2 separate regions of the Homo sapiens genome follow, and region 2 is linked to region 1. A link is a contact called in ENCODE Hi-C or POLR2A ChIA-PET data. All regions are on one chromosome and are shown on one strand. The core of a region is the stretch at or near the end of the contact, and the rest is flanking DNA. Distances in the headings are between cores, read along the strand shown.

The links. A loop is a pair of places that touch in the nucleus more often than their neighbours do. ChIA-PET counts read pairs that join two places held with the same protein, here RNA polymerase II (POLR2A). Pooled maps may share reads with other maps.
Region 2: a loop to region 1 is called in a map of heart left ventricle, with 2.1 times the contacts of the local background. The contact joins two enhancer-like sites. A Hi-C loop is called at or near these places in 10 of 168 maps with a recorded cell type or tissue (Calu3, aorta, cardiac septum and 3 more) and 6 of 50 pooled maps. POLR2A ChIA-PET finds 5 or more read pairs at or near these places in 1 of 52 experiments (OCI-LY7).

What each region holds. Positions count from the first base shown.
Region 1 is chr11:103,799,007-103,802,828 of GRCh38, forward strand. No RefSeq gene overlaps it. Among named protein-coding and RNA genes, the nearest start is that of MIR4693, 49 kb to the right of the region's middle. Within about 2 kb of position 1,910, at least 5 of the 41 ENCODE cell types and tissues checked have a DNase peak (open chromatin) inside an H3K27ac peak, as active enhancers do.
Region 2 is chr11:103,699,026-103,702,847 of GRCh38, forward strand. No RefSeq gene overlaps it. Among named protein-coding and RNA genes, the nearest start is that of MIR4693, 150 kb to the right of the region's middle. Within about 2 kb of position 1,671, at least 4 of the 41 ENCODE cell types and tissues checked have a DNase peak (open chromatin) inside an H3K27ac peak, as active enhancers do.

The DNA.
Region 1 (3,822 bases), core at 660-3,159:
CAGGCAGAGACATCTGGGAAAGGCTATCCCTGCCCCATCCAACATACTCACTTCCAAGCTCCGCAAAAGAAGCAGGGATGATTGAATAATGGCATTTATTGAACACTTGCTTTGGGCTGGACATTGGGATGGGCAGAGCCATAACCTGAACAATCTCATGGCTGCTCTTCGGGAACTCACAGTACTGGGCTGGAGGGACTTTACAGGGACTGGACACAGCTGGATATCTCTGCAATTTGAAAATTAGATGATTATGTAAGATGGGGTATTATTCTCAAAGTTAATTGGGGAGCAATAAAATGTTAGATTTTTACCTATATTACCTCCCAATAGGTTTAAGTGCATGCCTCCTTACTGGGTTTGTTAAGAACCATAATTTAAAAATAATTTAAACTTTCTAAGTATTCTCTTCCCATAAAATCAGTGCTTAATAACGTATTTTAACTAGAGGCTAGTTCTGGGTGGAAATAGTTGAAATATGCTAAGAAATCTGAGAGCCCCTATTTGACTATTAACTAAGTGTTGAAAAAAAAACCTAAACAAAAACAAAATGCATCCTTTTCTTTTAGTCCCTCATCCCTTAAAATCTCTCAGGATCCTTGTAGGTTCAAACATCTGAAAAGATGATTGGTCTGTGGGAAGAGAGCATTCACCCTGGTCTTTCATTCACATGACCATCATTTCCAAGTGGACAGTGAGATCTACTTTTCCTTTTCCTGAGAGCTTAGTATGAAATAGGCAGGCACTGTTCAACAAACTTGCACCTATAGCCAAAATTTGTGTCCAACAGAAACCCATTTACATGAGAGGCTGAGAAGTTTCTTAGCCAAGAACTCCTTCTAAGGAAAGATGAGTCGGACACCAGAGTTTTGATCTGATAATCAAGTATCGGGGCTGAAGGGAAGTGATAATTCTAACTACAGAGGAGTTGTCTTTGACCTGGAGCTGTTTCTAGTCTTATCTGATGAGGCCGTGTCTGGATTCTAGGAAAGGAGGGAAGAGTAAATAAAATTCTAAAGCGTTAAGTCATTAGAAAAATCTCCAAAAATTTAAGTGTAAGCAGACTTGAGTATTCTCCTAACAAAGCCTAACAGGAAGGGGAAAAAGACAACAAAACTATTACTGCAATCTCAATTAGACGAGAAGTTAGTGGGCCCCGGAGAAACTGGGTAATCCATAATCATGTCATTGACCTGTACTACAGAATCTGAGGCAGGTATGATTAACCTCATTTTATGGATGAGGTTTAGGAAGTGACCCTTAGCATGTATGCCACCCCAGGGGGACACCTTTCTTTGTATTCTATGAGAATTGTACCCCCTACATCACAACTGGGAGTGCTAGACTTGGCATCTAGGTCTGGACACTTCTGAGTTTATCCTGTTAAGCAGCCACCTGGATTTAAGCCACCCCATTCTTCAGGAGCGAACAGACCCAGAGAGCTGACCAGGACTTCACAATCGATGGCTCTGTAGGATATTTGTCAAGTTGATTCTACCAAGGAAGTTCTCTATTTCCTGTGGTCCTGGTGAGATTTTTATCCTCCCCTAGGTGCTGGGCTTTTGTTCCAGGACATCTCAGCCTTGAGCTTTGTTTGCTTGTTTACTTCCTCTCCTGCATCCTTGTTGAGGTTCCCAGCCACATTTTTCCCCTCTGCTTATTTATTCCAGAGCAACTGCCTGTGTCATTTCCTTTATCTCTGGCATGTCCCTTGGTTAGTGCTGGTGTTTCTTTTCTTTTCTTTTTTTCCCCATTGCCCAGGGCACTGTGAACAGTTGGCTGTGGTGTAGGATTTACAGACCTGTGCTATGAGATGTACAGACCTGTGCTCTGTACAGACCCAGGAAACGTTGGAGTACAGTGGGCTGACAACAGGGGGGCGCCAGCTGGGGAAGGCAACAGGCCTTAGTTCTTGAACAAAAATAGGCCAGAGATTCTGCTACAACTGGCCAAGATTCCGCCCATCTCAATGAAAGGAAACAGACATTCCCACATGCCCACGAGCTTTGAATGTGTATTTGGCTCCCTCAATAACTCCAGTGCACATTCCCACCCGGTCACTTTTCGCCCACGTTGTTATTGCTGCTGCTGGTTTTTTTTTTTCTTTTTAATAAAGGTCACATTTTATTAGAGATAAGAATAACTTAACAATGAAACTCTTGGTTCATCTGTTCTTCCAGTGCTTTTGTGTTCAGCTTAACATCTTCTAAACAGACATTTAAAAATGATTATTTTCTTCTAGTAAAAATTATAACATGTTCATTTTAGAAATTTTGAAAAAAAGCCATAGAAAAGTATAATAAAAATTCTAATTCCACCATCAAACATAATAACCACCATTTGTATTTATATTTACATATGTCCAGTATTTTTTTAAAAGCACAGGCACATATAGTTGTAAAAAATGGAAGGAATAGTGTTCACCTCATTTTGTTTCAGTAGTTTACTTGTTTTAGCAGCTTAGAATTTAGGTATTTATACAAAAAAATTTTCTAGATATTCATTTTTACATAGTTGAAAGAAAATATATTTTTAATTGAAGAATAATTTTCAGACCATACAATGTACCCACTTTAAGTTTTCAAATTATATGCCCATGTAACCACCATCAGGACCAAAATAAAAAGCATTCCCATCACTTCGAAAAGTTGCCTTGTGTCCAGTTCTAATGTCTACTTTGTTTCAGGCAACCACTGTTCTTTTTTCCACTATAGATTGGATTTGTCATTTTTAGAGTTTTACATAAGTGGAGTCACACCATGTATACTCTTTTGTGTCTAGCATCTTTCATTCAGCATAAATTTTCACACACTTATAACCATATACAACCACACTTGCATATATTTTTTAATTTGCTTTTATTTTACAAATATATTATGAACATTTTCCATATCATTAATTAGTCTCTTAAAATTAAATTTTCATTGACTAATTGTAACTTGTTTTAGGGATATACCACAATTTATCTCATAAATAAGATCTTATTGTTAATTGTTGGTGTTGTCTCAATGGTTTGCTTTCATAATCAAGAATAATTATTCTGGACTACACATGTTTGTGTGCATTACCTAATTTCTTTGGGATAAATTTCTATTTAAAAAAAGTTAAAAGTCTCACAAATTTTAATATGTACTGTGCCTATTTAATCTTCCACAAACATTATATACAAATTTATGAGGAACAATAGCATTTCAAAGGTGAAAGGGAACCTGGAGAAAAATATGGTTCAGTGGTCCTTAACCAGTGGGGTGGACATGCCTATGGAGCTCTTTTGAAATTCACCTGCAGTTATTCTAACTTGGTATTTATGAAGCTCAAGTAGCTGCTCTTTTTGTTTTTAGTTCTGCAGATGATTCTGTTGCACACTACACTGTAAGAATCACCTCAGTTTCACAGATGAAGAAGCTGAGCCACGAAAGGCTAATTAACACCTCCTGATTCCTTATACTCTTGTCACTTTGCCAGGGAGAGCCTTTGTCTACATTGATTACCCATCATCTGGAAAATGACAATAATGACCACCACCACTCCCCTCAGAAATCACAACTAACCATCTAGGTCCTCCGTTGGTGGACCTGTAAGCTAGAACAGCACTTTAAGTGATGGAGTTAGGACCACTTCAGAAAAGTCTTCATGTGAAAGGGACCCCAGACAATTGAAGAGAGGCCTAATTCAGAAATCTACTTAGAAGGTCCTCCCAAAAACTGAAGCAGACCTTTGTTGTTGTTGTTTAACCAGGCCAGATCTTAGGGGTAAACAATAGATTTACAGTGACAATAAACAGACATGCAAACACACACACACACACACACACACACACAC
Region 2 (3,822 bases), core at 421-2,920, 100 kb before region 1:
ACAGAAATCCCTGTATCCTGCAACTTTGCTGAACTTGATTACCAGCTTTCCTAATTTTTTTGTGGATTCATTAAGATTTTCTACAAATAAGATTATGGCAAATACAGATAGCTTTGCTTCTTCCTTTCTAATCTGAGTGCTTTTTTGTTGTGGTAAAAAACACATAACATGAGATCTACTCTCTTAACAAATTTTTAAGTGTACAATATACATTGTTAACCATAAACACAATGTTGTACAGCAGATGTCTGAGTCCAGCTAAATAATTGGTATTCCAGAATCCACCAGCAGGTCGCATAATGAAAATTCTCACGAATGAGGCTTTGAAGGTGCTCCAACCTCATTCTGCCCTCTCCACTGACTGCCAGGCTGCCGGTTTTCATCATGATTGTAGGATGTTGGCTTTTAAGCTCCCATGGAGCTGAGAGGGAAAGGTGGAAATATGTTGAGTTTAAATGCCACAAAGCATGCTGTTCTTATTAGTATTCTGCTCTATTTTTTCAATGAAATCTCTCTGGCTTGCAGAAAGCCTTTTGTTAATTTCCAGTGTAGATTCTTAGAATTTTTGTCATGTTTTTCCATTGCTTTTATGGAGGAGAAAAGTTTCAGAGGACCTCACTCGGCCTTTCCCTCCTTCTTTCCCTCCCTCCCTCCCTCCTTCCCTCCCTCCTTCCCTCCTTCCCTCCTTCCCTCCCTTCCCTCCTTCCCTCCCTTCCTTCCTTCCTTCCTTCCTTCCTTCCTTCCTTCCTTCCTTCCTTCCTTCCTTCCTTCTTTTTTTGGAGACAGAGTCTCCTTACGTTGCCCAGGCTGGCTTTGAACTGCTTGTGCTCCTGAGTAGCTGGGACTACAGGTATGTGCTATGGTACCCAGTTTTTCACTCTGCCATTTTTATTGATATCATCCCACTAGCTTAACTTCTTTGTAAATACTCATTCTGAGTTCCAAGTAACCATTTTACAAATGTACTTTTGGATATTTTTCTTTGTCTTTTGGAGAGGGCCTAAATTAATCTCTCTCTCACCACTTCCAATAATACAGAGCTAGGCCACAGTCACAGAAGTTACCCCCGCCCCACCCCACCCTATGCTATGTAATTTGAGAGATGTGACAGGTTCTGCCACCTTCAGATCTCTTTCATACCAGCTTACCTCCGTTGAACTTCCTCCCACTAGAATCACTAAATGGTGAAAGCACAAAGATCTGGGCACTATCTGGGCTCCAGTTAAACATTCATGATACCAAGAAGCATTGCTAAAAATACTCCTGCCTTATGAGATGATAGATGCAGGAGGGAATAACACATAGCATGTCCAAGCCTTGGGTAGCCCCAGTGGTGAGGAGACAGAATAGAGGTAGCAGGGTGAGATGGAAAAACAGTGTATTAGTCTTGCAATTAAAAAACCTAATCTCAAATCTACCCCACATGGCTTTGTAATCTTAATTAAATTGCATATCTAATTTAGTTTCAGTTTTTAATTGGTAAAATGAATAAAATAATTCTTACCATGTGGAGTTGTCATGAGGATGAAATACATAAAGTGTTGACTGGTATAATACCTGGCATAGAGGAGATGAATCTAGAGATGCAGATCTGATGAGTTAATAGGTGCATAGTGGGCAGACTGAGGACATGGACGCCTCTGTGACTAAGGAAAGACTGCAGTCCTGGAATGTGAGCTTTCTGTTGGCCAGAACTTTGCCTTCTAGTTCATGGCTGAATCACAGTGTCTAATGCAGGACTGTCACACACAGTAAATGCCTTATAAAATACTTGGCTATTCTTTTTGTTTCTTAAACCTCCAGAAAACAAGATTTCACAACCTCCATCAGTAATCATTTAGGCATTTAATAACCCTGCTGGGGAACATTTCTTGACAGCTTTCTAACTCCCTTTTGTTGCAGCTAGAAACCATTTCAGCTTAACTCAATTCTCAGTGCAGCATTTCAGCTCCTGTTGTACTTGAAAGTAGCACTTCTTCTGTCTTAGCTGTTGTTAATTTTGAGTCCCTTTAATAATTAATATCATATCTTACTCCAGCCAAGCTGAGAGACAGGCTCTTCTGCCTCTCCTCTGGCTTTTTAATTGGCACCTTGTGCACTGCAAACTACAGTGCAAATGAGTTAAATATCATTCTCTGGCTGACATTTTCTTGTTGTCAAAATTCAGCAAGCTCACCCTTAGGAATGTTCCAGTAAGAACTGCAGAAATGGCTCTGACTGAAGGGATGCAAATGTTTCCATGATTTTTTTTCCCCCAAATGTCTTTGCAATTGCACGTTCACATAGCTACCATGCAGACAAGGGTAGGAGACACTGATTTCCCAGTGAAAAGATTGAGGTTTATTATTTGATGTTGTAAATCGTTGAGATTGCACATTTACACATCAGGCCAAGTTCTTGGCTAGCCTTCTCAGAACTGTGGCAAATGATGATAAAAATTAAGTCTGCGAGGATCAGCAGAACATTTATTTAGTATTAACCTGAGTACCTGGTCCAGCCATGCCACCTCCTGGAAGCAGAGTTGGGTGAAGAATGAATGAATGCATTGAGGGAAATCGTAGCAATTGTATGTCAACAACGAAATGCCATAGATGTAACCAAGAAGAATGTAGAGTATTAGAAGTAGAGAAAAAAGGTTTGGAAGCAGAAACCTGAATGTGTGTGTGTGTGTGTGTGTGTGTGTGTGTGTGTGTGTGTGTACGTCTATCCATTACACAAAATTTCATCACCTGTATGCTGAGAGATCTAGGTGGCTGCTCAGAAGATGGTAAACGTTAAAGCTGAGTGCATACTTACATAAAATGTTTACAAATTTGTTTGAATGTAATCTCACCTTTAGTTTTAAAAAATCATAGTTTAGGTGATGGTCTTGATTAAACATGTGTTTTCAAAATAGAAAGATGTAGATTTTTTTCTTGTGGTCTGAGCTAAAAGTAAATAACAACTAGCCACTTAGGCTAATGATTCACATGTAACATAGGACCTGTCTTAAAGAAAGTATCTACAGAATACATATTTTTGATTAAACTGTATATTATGCAGCACATAAATTATTCCTGTGATGATTACCTATACAAAATTGAAAGGAATATGCTCCCACTGATGCCTCCTCCCCAAGAAAAGAACTGAATGAAATGTTTACCCTAAAATTGAAAGAAAAAATTAATTTTCCTATAGGTAAAATATTATAAGTAGAAAAACCTACAGACTTTGTGAGTTAAGGAAAACCTACTTTTACATTCATGTACTCACAGCATATATATTTTCTTAGAAGTCATTCTTGGCATCTGTATCAGTAATTTTGCTGTGAACAACACATGACTCCAAAACCTTTCAGTCCTAAGCATTCTTTTCTCTCATCATAAGTGCCACTGGTTGCAGGTCCATGTGCCTTTGTGTATTGAGGATTGAGACTGAAGGAGCAGTCCCTATTGGAGACATGCTATTTTGTGGCCGATAGCAACAGGGAGAGAGCTTCTAGTGCCTCTTGAACCTTCTGCTCAGAATTGGTGTATGTATGTTACATCCACTTCCATTCCTTTGTCCAAAGGGTGTCATATGTTTAAGTCCAAAGTCAATGAGGCAGCAACATATACCGCTCCCATGTCAGGAATAGTAAGTCTCAGGGCTGGGGGTATGGCTTAGGATTGCCAGATAAAATGCTGGACCTCCAGCTGAATTTGAATTTCAGTAACCAACAAATGAGTTTTTAGTATAAGTATGCCCCAAATATTGCATGGAGCACAAATGTTATTTGTTGTACATCAGAAATATAAGCATCCTGACTTTTTGTTTGCTAAATCTGGTGATCCTAGCAGGGGT